Regions from separate parts of the Homo sapiens genome. Here region 2 is linked to region 1. A link is an interaction called in ENCODE POLR2A ChIA-PET data of the cell type or tissue named here. Cell type or tissue: HepG2. All regions are shown on one strand. Links, peaks and the distances in the headings refer to the core of each region. The heading gives the core; the rest is flanking DNA. Region 1 has its middle 6.5 kb from the start of DACT2. Region 2 holds the start of LOC101929420 (a long non-coding RNA gene).

Region 1 (5,381 bases), core at 142-5,141:
GGAGCTCGGTATTTTCAAGAAGTTTGCTATTGATGTGGTATTAGTCTGTTTTTACACTGCTATAAAGATACTACCCAAGACTGGGTAATTTATAAACAAAAGAGATTTAATTGACTCACAGTTCCACATGGCTGGGGAGGCCTCAGGAAACTTACGATCATGATGGAAGGGGAAGCAGCCCTTTCTTCACAAGGTGGCAGGGGAGAGAAGAGTTAATGAAGGAACTTCCAGCCACTTATAAAACCATCAGCTCTTGTGAGAACCCACTCACTATCATGAAAACAGCATGGGGGAAACCCCATGATCCAATCACCTCCCACCAACACCTGGGGATTACAAGTCAAGATGAGGTTTGGGTGGGGCCACAAAGCCTAAACATATCAGGTGTTTAATGGCTAATATTTAACCAACAGTAATGTTTATTTATTTATTTATTTAATGACGTTGTATCCTTATAAACAGTGGTTAAAGACCAAAAATCACTCTCTGGAGCACCAGTTTTAATAATCTCATTTATTCTACATATATATCATGATTTATTCAACCAAGTACTTACATAGATTGCTTCCAAATTTTGCAGTTATAAAGAGTGTTCAAATAAGCAGCCTTATAGAGTCATCTTAGAATGTTCCGCTGATTGGTTCTTTAGAATACATTGCTAGAAGTGAATCATGGAGCATGTTCATTTTAAGGCTTTTGACCGTTCTGCGGAATTGCCCTCTAGGAATTTTCTCCTGATTTGCAGTCCCACTAGCAGTCTGTTGCAAGAGGGTACATTTCCTCCCTAGCAATGAGTGTTATTATTATGGTTATTCTTTTTGATCTCTGCCAATCTGATTGGGGAGAAGGAAGTTTTCTAATTTGATAAATCGTGTGTGTATTAATGTTGGCTTACTGCACAAGTAAATTGATCAACAAGAAAGTAACTTAACTCAATAGAGAAAGTGACCCACAGCCACAGTAAACTTACAAAAAAAAATGTTTCAATTCTCTTATGCCTCTAAATGGACCCTGCTGACAGGCATGCACGCTTTACATGTACTTATAGTCATAATGTAGTTACAATTTTACATGCGGTTTCTTCTTCCTGGCACTTGGCATCTTATAAACATTTTCTTCATTGCTATGTAGTATTCCAAATTATAACTGTAACGGTTATGCGATACGTAGTAATTGACTAAATTGTGTACTTTAGGAACCTCTGATGATGATCAAAGAAAAGGAGGGGAGAAGGCCTGTCCCTCAGAGCTGGACTTGCTGTCACCTCTGTGGAGTTTAAGAGGGACATGAGAAGGAGACGCACGCCTAACTATGTGAGCCTTGAAAAGAAAGTCAAAGGTAGAGAAACAGAAAAGCAGACATCACACAACATGGGTAATTTAGAAAATACAAACAAAATTAGTATTCAGAGAGAGATTCAAGAAGCGATTGCATCCAGAAAATAAAAAATTGTAAAATATGAACGTGACCCAGAGGCTAACAAAGACCTATTAAAAATTAAAAATATGATCAATAAAATAATAGAAGTGCTGGAAGCCAAAATTGAACAAAATATTCAAAAACAAAAAGTAAGATAGGAAATATGACAGAAAAAATAAAATCAGAAAGGCTTAATCATGGAAGTCCAAACGAGAATTAAAATGTTGCAATAAGGAGACAGAAGAGATAAATAAAAAGGAGAAATTATCAAAGAAATAGAGAAGAATTTTTCTAGAGTCAAAGAACAAAGCTCCTTTCATGTTGAAGTTTACCAAATGCTGAGTGTGATGATTAATTTTATGTGTCAACCTAATGCCTGCTGAGCCACAGGCATTTGGTCCAATGTTATTCCGGATGTTTCTGTGAGGGCGTTTTCAGATAAGATTAACATTTACATCGGTGGACTCTGAGTAAAGCAAATTGTCCTCCCTGATGTGGGAGGCCCTCATCCAATCAGTTGAAGTCGTGAAGAGGAAAAATCCGACCTCCCTTCACCAAGAGGGATTCTTTATCGTTGTAGGGAGAGAAAAACAAAGCTCTGATAAAATGGGCAAAGATTCCAAGTTTATGGTAAGTAAATGGTAGGACCAGTGAAACAGGAGGTGGGGTGAAGGAGTCGGAAAGCTGGTAAAATTGTAAAATTGCCACAATCTGGAAGTGAGGTGGGACCTTCCTACAAATCAGTGTGAAGACCCTTAGTCCTCCTTGTGGAGGCCTCAAAAATGTTCCCTGAGCCCAAACTCTTTCTCAGAGGCACCTGTGATAGTGCATGTCATCTTGTGTGTGTGAGAGAGAGAGAGAAAAGGAGAGAGAGTGCAAAAAATCCAGCACATCCTACAATCAACATAAATTTATATGACAAAAGGGGAGAGTACGATTGAGACAAATAAACCAAGTCTAACTTTTCCAGACCTGTTTTTTTGCCTGTGACCTTCTGAACAGGGGACAACGGCAGAACAAAGGACTATGCAATCACTGGAATTCCTGACCAAGCTCACATTCTAGGACTCAAACTGAGATTGCATCAGTGCCTTTCCTCTGGAGGCTACGCTAACAGAGCTAGTTACATCCTTTACCCCAGACAGCTCTGAAGGAGACACAGTTCATGCAGGCAGTGGTCCCACGGTTCTCCTCCAAGTCAATGCTATGACACAATCTAAGATACAGAGGACCCAATATTTACCCAGTAACAAGCTCCTGACGACCACCAATGAGGGCTGAGCTATGCCGATAAGGGAGAGAGAAGCCAGCAAGCCAAAAACTCATTTTAAGACATTAGAGGAAATAATCCAGTGAAGCACGCCCACAGAAAATAGGCAGAAGGAAGTTGAGAAGGAAAACAGCACGCGTGGATGAGTTAGAAAGCAGACACCAACAGAGAGGACCACCAAAGCCAATAGCTCTTTCTCTGAGAAACTGATAAAACTGTGAAACCGTTGCCAAAATGTAGAGAGAGCACAAATAACCAATGATAGAAAAAATGTGAGGAGGTATCACGGCAGATTACAAGACATCTGAAGATACTAGCTCAGGTCATGACGCCAGCACACTTGAAAACATGGACAAAAGGAAGAAAACCCTATGGAATAATACATCTGCAACAAACTGACATGAAAAAATAAAAAGTCTGAATAATCAAACAACTATTTAAAAGCTTGTATTCAAAATTAAAATTTTCACACACAAAAATCCCAGGTAGAGATGGCTTCATTAACAAATTCTGCCAAATATTTAAGAATAAAACGGCATGGGGCTTACACACATCTTCGCATAGACTATCAAAAGAGGGAATGCTTTCACTCTATGAGGTCAGCATACTATTGATTCCGAAAACTTGAAAAAGACAAGAAAGGAGAATTATGAGCTAATCTCCTTGGGAATATAGATGCAAAACTTTAAAACCAAATACTACCCAACTAAATCTAGCAATATATAAGTGGGACAATATGTCATAACCAGGTTGATTTATTCCAGAAATGCAGGGTTGGCTTTATATTTGCAAATCAATCAGCATAATTTATGAAATAAATAGGGAAAAAAGGAGAAAAATATTTTAATTCCCTCAATATCTTAGAAAATACCTTTGATAAAATTCAACATCATTCTAGGAACAGATGATTATTTTATTAATCTCATAAAGGGCATCTTCAAAGCACACACACCATCGTCTCAGTGATGAAATATTGAAAAGCTTCCCACTGTCCTTGAAAGTGACACATGGAAAAGGAAGCATGATAGCATCACCATTCAACATTCTCTTTGGGGCGCTAGCCACTAAAATAAAGCAAGAAAAATGAATAAAAGATTTAAGGGTCAGAAATAAAGACATAAAACTGCCATTAATCTCAGATGATATGAATGTATATGGAAAAAAATCCCAAAGAATCTCTAGATAAATGATTCAAATGAAAAAATGAGTTTAGCAAAGTTGTTAGATTCTTTGTTGGTATTTTTATCTATCATCAACCAAAATAAAATGAATTTTTAAAAGGTAACTGGCAATAGCATTAGGGAATCAGGAGCCCAGGAGAGCCAGTGTAACGCCATTTTAAAACCAACTGCCATCCTGCCTCACGGTCCTAAGATGTTTACAGCTAAGGAAACAGCTCGGTCATGCCTGCAAGACAAACTCCTACCACAACAGAAAGTCCAGGTGTCCCAATACCTGTAACAACATATGCCTTCAAGATAATTATAGTAATGCTCCGACGTACTTACATACTGAAATGTCAAGAATAGTTTTCTTTAAATCAACAGAATAATTCTGTCCTGCTGTCAGCCCACCCACATATAGTCACAGCTTAGCATAGACTTTACATAGCAAGACCCTATATCAGAAAAACTTAAAATGAAGAGGTGAATTCCTCCACTTGCTGTATGAGGACATCAAACTCAAACTCTGCAATGGAGTAGTATCTAAGAAACTTGCTTCTTTCACTGCACTCTGCCACTCACCTTGAATTCCTTCCTGCATGGGATCCAAGAACTCTCTCTTGGGGTCTGAATCAAGACTGCTTTTCTGGTAACAATAGCATCAGAAAAGAAGAAGAAGGAGAAGGAGAAGGAGAAGAAAGTAGGGACAAATCTAATGAGAGTTCTACAAGACTGCCACATCTTTCTATACAGAAAATTATAAAATAATAATTAGAGATATTAAAAGAAACGTCTATGTACATACATACCATGAAACACTACGCAGACATAAAAAAGAACTAGATCATGTCCTTTGCAGCAACATGGACAGAGCTGGAGGCCATTATCCTAAGTGAACTCATACAGGAACAGAAAACCAAATACCACATGTTCTCACTTACAAGTGAGAGCTAAACATCAGATACACGCGCACATAAAGAAGACAACAGGCCCCAAGGCCGATTTGAGAGTAGAGGGTGGGAGAAGGGTGAGGAAGGAAAAACTATATATCCAGTGCTATGCTTATTACCCGGGTGACAAAATAATCTGTATGCCAAATCCCTGTGGCATGCAATTCACCTATACAACAAATCTGCCTATGTATCCTGAACCTAAAAGTATTAAGAAAAAGAAGAAAACTTTTATAAATAAAGGGGTATTCCTTGTCTGTGGATTAGTAATAGAATGTTCAAGATTGTAAAGATGTAATTTCTCCCCGGATGGACTACAGAGTCAATGGAGTCTTATCAAAATACAGTAGACTTCTGGTATTTATTTCCTTGCTGATTCTAAATTTTATGTAATATAGCAAAGTACCAAAGATATTCAAGACACCCTTGAAAAATATGGTGGGAGAACTTGCTCTACAAAATATCAGCATTTCTTTTAAAGACAAAACAATTATGACAAGTGCAAGAACAGACAGATGCACTAGCCACATGGAGACTAAGACCCAGAACATTCCGGAAAACACACAGATATTTTACTCA
Region 2 (5,381 bases), core at 252-5,251, 81 kb after region 1:
GCGAGGGTTGAAAAGCTCCCTTTCCACAATTATGCCTCAGGCCTTTATTGCCCTGACAGAGCAGCCATCTCTCTGGCATTATCAAAGCCTCACAACCTCCCTTTGCAAGGCAACAGTGGCGTGAGGGCGGTGCCCAGAGAGCTGATGTCGATCCCTGGATGCAGTCCAGCCCTGGAACTAATTTCCTGAGCTTGCAGAGAAATGGCAGCGCGAGAGCCGCTGACCTCCCTGGCGCTCACCCTCCATCTGTCCCATGAACACCAGGATTTTGCTCTCCTCTGAGAGCCATTAAGGTGGCTAAAAATAATTACAGAGCTCGTCATAAAAGCGCAGTGTTATGTAAACAGTGCAGGAAATCCCCCATTGAGCAAATAACACTAAGATAGTCTTTATGAGCCAGCGATGGGTGAGAAACAGAGCTCAGGTTTTCTAGCATCAGCACTTTACTTCAAAACTAAGTTGTAATAGCGACAACTCTAATAAGTTATTCTTGTTTCGATCATTCTCACCTCATTCATCAGTGAAAAAATAGCGAATAGGCACAATTTGGTGTATATAACTGGAGCTGTGCTTTTCAGAACAGCACTGCATTTCACAAATTAATAACTTTCCCAAAGACTCTTAAATTCCATAGAATGTTCAGCTCTTAAGCAACATCTCTCCAGTCCGTGAATTATAGAATCTTAATATAAAGTAACAGGACTTTCTGTATGGAATGTCTTACTCTGAATACCTTATCAAAAATATTTTACAGCATCAATTACACCTCACACACTGCCCAGGGCTCAGGATACAATTGTGTGCATATTTTACAGGAGCCTTTTTTGCAGATAGAGTGGAGTACAAATTTACACACACCCAATGTGTATGCACTGCTTTCCCTGTGCATCTCCTAGGTGTGTCACTGTAACAATGCAACATGAACAACTCTGATGCTCAGACATGAGAATTACCAACTCCCTAGAAGTAATTCTGATTTAATTGGGAAGCAACATGGTCTATTAAAAATTAACACAGACTTTGGAGACATCCAGCAGTGGATTCAGTTCTGTGTCACCCTTTGAGCCTACATTTTCTCCTCTATGAAATGGGGCTCACCCTCCTCCACCTCCATGTTTCTGGCTGAAAGTTGGATTCGAGGCTGTATTTGAGATGCAGGCTTGGGGAGCCTGGGAGTGTAAGCCCATGATGTGCAGGTTGCATTTCTGCTTTTATGGTTTACAGATAACAGTGGAAATGTTAGGGGCGGTGCTTGTGCTGTGCACATCTGAAGCTGTCGTAGCTGCCACACGAATAAGGAGGAATCAGATGGTGTGTTCCTGTGATTCTGGGCATCTGAGAGCTGAGGTGTGATGCCCTCAATCCACACAGCTTCTCAGATTCAAAAGAAATCCACCTTCTTGCCCCAACCCTCCTACACTGCGTTGGTTGTAGGAAAATCACTCAGTGGTCATTCAAGGCTACAAGTTGTATTCAGCTGCGTAAGTGAATATTGGATTACATCTTTGATAAACTGTTTTTCCTACCTCTCAAATATACAGTATGCTTTAAATAGAAGAATGGTTTGTAGCAGATTAGATTCAGTTCATGAAAGGAGTAATAAATATTCAGTTCACTCCCAACTGTGTATCTTTTTAAAATCATTCGATAATGGCCACTTTGGGGGTTGCTTCTGATGATTGAAAATTCCTGAAAGTTGCTTTGAACATCCCGAAGAAGGCTGCTCTATCCAGAAATTTCGGGTGCAGATTAGAACATCCCGAAGAAGGCTGCTCTATCCAGAAATTTCGGGTGCAGATTAGAACATCCCGAAGAAGGCTGCTCTATCCAGAAATTTCGGGTGCAGATTAGAACATCCCGAAGAAGGCTGCTCTATCCAGAAATTTCGGGTGCAGATTAGAACATCCCGAAGAAGGCTGCTCTATCCAGAAATTTCGGGTGCAGATTAGAACATCCCGAAGAAGGCTGCTCTATCCAGAAATTTCGGGTGCAGATTAGAACATCCCGAAGAAGGCTGCTCTATCCAGAAATTTCGGGTGCAGATTAGAACATCCCGAAGAAGGCTGCTCTATCCAGAAATTTCGGGTGCAGATTAGAACATCCCGAAGAAGGCTGCTCTATCCAGGAATTTCGGGTGCAGATTAGAACATCCCGAAGAAGGCTGCTCTATCCAGAAATTTCGGGTGCAGATTAGAACATCCCGAAGAAGGCTGCTCTATCCAGAAATTTCGGGTGCAGATTAGAACATCCCGAAGAAGGCTGCTCTATCCAGAAATTTTGGGTGCAGGTTAGAACATCCCAAAGACATCTACTCTATCCAGAAATTTCGGGTGCAGGTTAGTCTGACAGCCGGCTGCCCCGGGGCTTTCGCATTTTTGTGTGAATTGGATTCAGGGTTTCTTTTTTTCTGAGCCATGTACTTTTGCGGAAAGCCTTGCAGCTTTGAAGGGCTCTGAGTTTACTCAGCACTGGAGCCAGTATTGTTTGAACTTGGTGTGTACATGTTAACAGACAAGGTTTTGTTTCCAAGCTTGACTGAATTTTTCAAGTAGTGTAAACCAACTTCAGTCCGTAAGCTGTTATTTCCATTTCAGTAACAGCACACACAGCCAGGCCTGTGGAGAGCATCCTGTGTACTAAGGCCAAAGCTCATCTGTGAAATTGTGAACTGGGTCCACGCTAAGGGGCCTTAGACAGTGAGCAGTGGTACAGTGGCAAGAGTGGGGATGGGGCTGCATGATTGGATCTGCCCGCTTTTGGGGATGGCCCAGAGGGGAGGGGGTAGATAATTGAGGAACCACGAAATATTGGCACTGCCTGGTTTCTATATGGAGGGGATCGTCATCCATAACTCAGGTGCTGTCCTGATGGGGCGGGCACCCCTGGCCCTGTCCGCGAGAGCCTCTGCAGCGTCGGCTGCTGCACTTGGCGTCCCTGAGCCGGAAGCAGTCTCCTCGAGAATCTGCGCAGAGCTACGCGGGAAAATGGAGTTTATGTTGAAGGGGTAAAGCATTTGTACTGACTTGCCGGGGGAGGGGTGTGTGTATAAAGCTGTAGCATCTCAACCTCTTCATTATAAAAAATACCACCTCTTCATTTAAGAACTAATCTTTTCTTCAAAATCAGAAAAATAATAGGCAAATCTGTCTCACTGTGCAGAAAGTTGTAGAATCTATTAAGACCACCCCCACTCACTTCTTTTTTCATAAATTCATCCAACCCTGGGATTAACTAAGTCTTTCTCACCATCTTACAAAGCCAGGAAATGTCAGCTTTTGCCCAAAGTGAAGCTCAGCTGAGACAGGACCATCCCAGTAATGGAAGCGTTTGCACGTATGGTTGGAATAGACAGGCCATCCCAGTAATGGAAGCGTTTGCATGTACGTTCGGAATAGATGGGACCATCCCAGTAATGGAAGCATTCGCACGTATGGTTGGAATAGACAGGCCATCCCAGTAATGGAAGCGTTCACATGTATGTTTGGAATAGACTGGACCATCCCAGTAATGGAAGTGTTCACATGTATGGTCGGAATAGAAAGGGTAGTTTACAAACACTGAAAAGGTGCCTGTGTTGTGTTCATATGAGTGAGAATGAAAAAGAAAACCTCCGATGGTGCAGCAGGTGCCCCCCCCTTCCCCACGAGAGCCTTGTGCTTCCAGGAATCCCCCTTCCCACTGAAGGTGAAAAGAGGGCCTCGTGCTTCCAGGAATCCCTCTTCCCACTGAGAGTTAAACGAGGGCCTCGTGCTTCCAGGAATGCCCCTTCCCACTGAGGGTGAAACGAGGGCCTTGTGCTTCCAGGAATCCCTCTTCCCACTGAGGGTGAAACAAGGGCCTTGTGCTTCCAGGAATGCCCCTTCCCACTGAGGGTGAAACAATAAGGGCCCTGTGCTTCCAGGAAGCCCCCTTCCCACTGAGGGTGAAACAAGGGCCCTGTGCTTCCAGGAACCTCACCTTCAGCTACAGAAAAGGGGCCCTCTCCATGACAGTGGTTACATGTTCATCTTCATTTCCAAAGGCTCAGGTCAAGGGCTCAGATTCAGAAGATTAAAAATCTACCCAAAGCATTAATTATTCACAGCAAAACTGGTATAGGAGGTGGGGTGGGGGACAGAGTGAGTATTTTGTGGAATCTTTAAAGAGTTTGATTTCTTTCCTTAGTGCCATTGTTTGCTGCTATGCACTGTTTCTTGTTGGGATGGAGAGGAAGGCTAGGCAGAGAGAGGGACAGAGAGAGGATGGAGAGGAAGGCTGGGCAGAGAGAGAGAGAGAGGAAGGAGAGGAAGGCTGGGCAGAGAGAGGGAGAGAGAGAGGAAGGAGAGGAAGGCTGGGCAGAGAGAGGGAGAGAGAGAGGATGGAGAGGAAGGCTGGGCAGAGAGAGGGAGAGAGAGAGAATTGTTTCTTGATGAGAACTGCTGCACACGCAGGCAAAGGGGAAAAAGGTGCCTGTGTTGCACATTCTCAGAGGAGTCTGCATGTTTGATCATAAATAAAAGATTTTTTCTTTCGTCTCCTTACCTAAGCCGAACTTGCTTCTCTTCTCCTTTTTATTTTTGTTTATGTATTTGTTTCTCAAGAGCGCAGCTTTCTTTGTGATCCTCAGGGTTTCTTTTATGTTTCTTGGGATTCGCATTTTCCAGACCTGGTGCTGCTGGGAGACCTCAGGTTGGGGCAGTGGCTGGGCCACCCAGGCTGCCTCTGCCCTCTGCTCTGCGTTGGGCAGCCTCACGGAGCTGGATCCTGGGACCCAGCTGTGAGCGCTCAGCGCAGTGCTCAACTCTCACTGGGCCGAGGTAGCTGGGAAGGCATGAGTGATAGGCACAAGCCCACGCTTGCAGGCCTTGTCGGGGTGGTGGCCCTGAGCTCCACATGGAGGGTGTCCTCCAAGCCACTCACCATGTGAGAGCCCTGAGGGTGGGACAGCCGTGGCCTCCTGCTTGCCGGTCACAGAGCCACACACACACTCCAAGGCAGGGTTCCTGGAAGCCGAGGCCTGCACAGGAACCCAGGGGGATGCTGGGGTTGAAGAGGAACGACGAGGGCTTGGTGGGTGAAGGGCGAAGGCCTGAGAGAAGAGGAAGGTCTCACCATAATTAGAATAATTAGAATGCTGACTCCACAATTAGAATGCTGACTCCAGAGCCCAAGGAAGTGAACTTAGCCCTGGCCCTGTTTTTGAGCAGGCTCTGTGGAATATCACCCAAAGGCCACGGTTCTTCAGCAGAACATGTTTGGGACCTGCTTGTTGAAGAAACATGGAATCCGAGGAATGGAAAGCTGGCCTGAGAACTGATGTATCGATGCTGTAACCCCACATGTATGTGGTGGATTTGTGTTTGGTTTTTGTCTTCCACAAAACCTCACATACTCCTCAGGAA

What was found. Peaks named below come from ENCODE experiments on the same cell type or tissue, not always from the same donor. Only the 100,000 strongest peaks of a DNase experiment are listed, where the experiment ranks them.
Region 2: POLR2A ChIA-PET joins it to region 1 with 5 read pairs; 2 of 35 experiments call an interaction of 5 or more read pairs at or near these places.

What each region holds. Positions count from the first base shown.
Region 1 is chr6:168,323,601-168,328,981 of GRCh38, reverse strand. No RefSeq gene overlaps it. Among named protein-coding and RNA genes, the nearest start is that of DACT2, 6.5 kb to the right of the region's middle. In HepG2, for the core only: no CTCF peak of the experiment used is centred there; DNase peaks (open chromatin) are centred at 1,861 and 2,471; H3K4me3 peaks cover 329 bases.
Region 2 is chr6:168,242,594-168,247,974 of GRCh38, reverse strand. It overlaps LOC101929420 (a long non-coding RNA gene), which reads right to left and starts at 5,037. Exons shown (of 5, transcript NR_110870.1): 1 at 4,900-5,037. RefSeq lists an enhancer at 1-78. In HepG2, for the core only: no CTCF peak of the experiment used is centred there; a DNase peak (open chromatin) is centred at 2,474.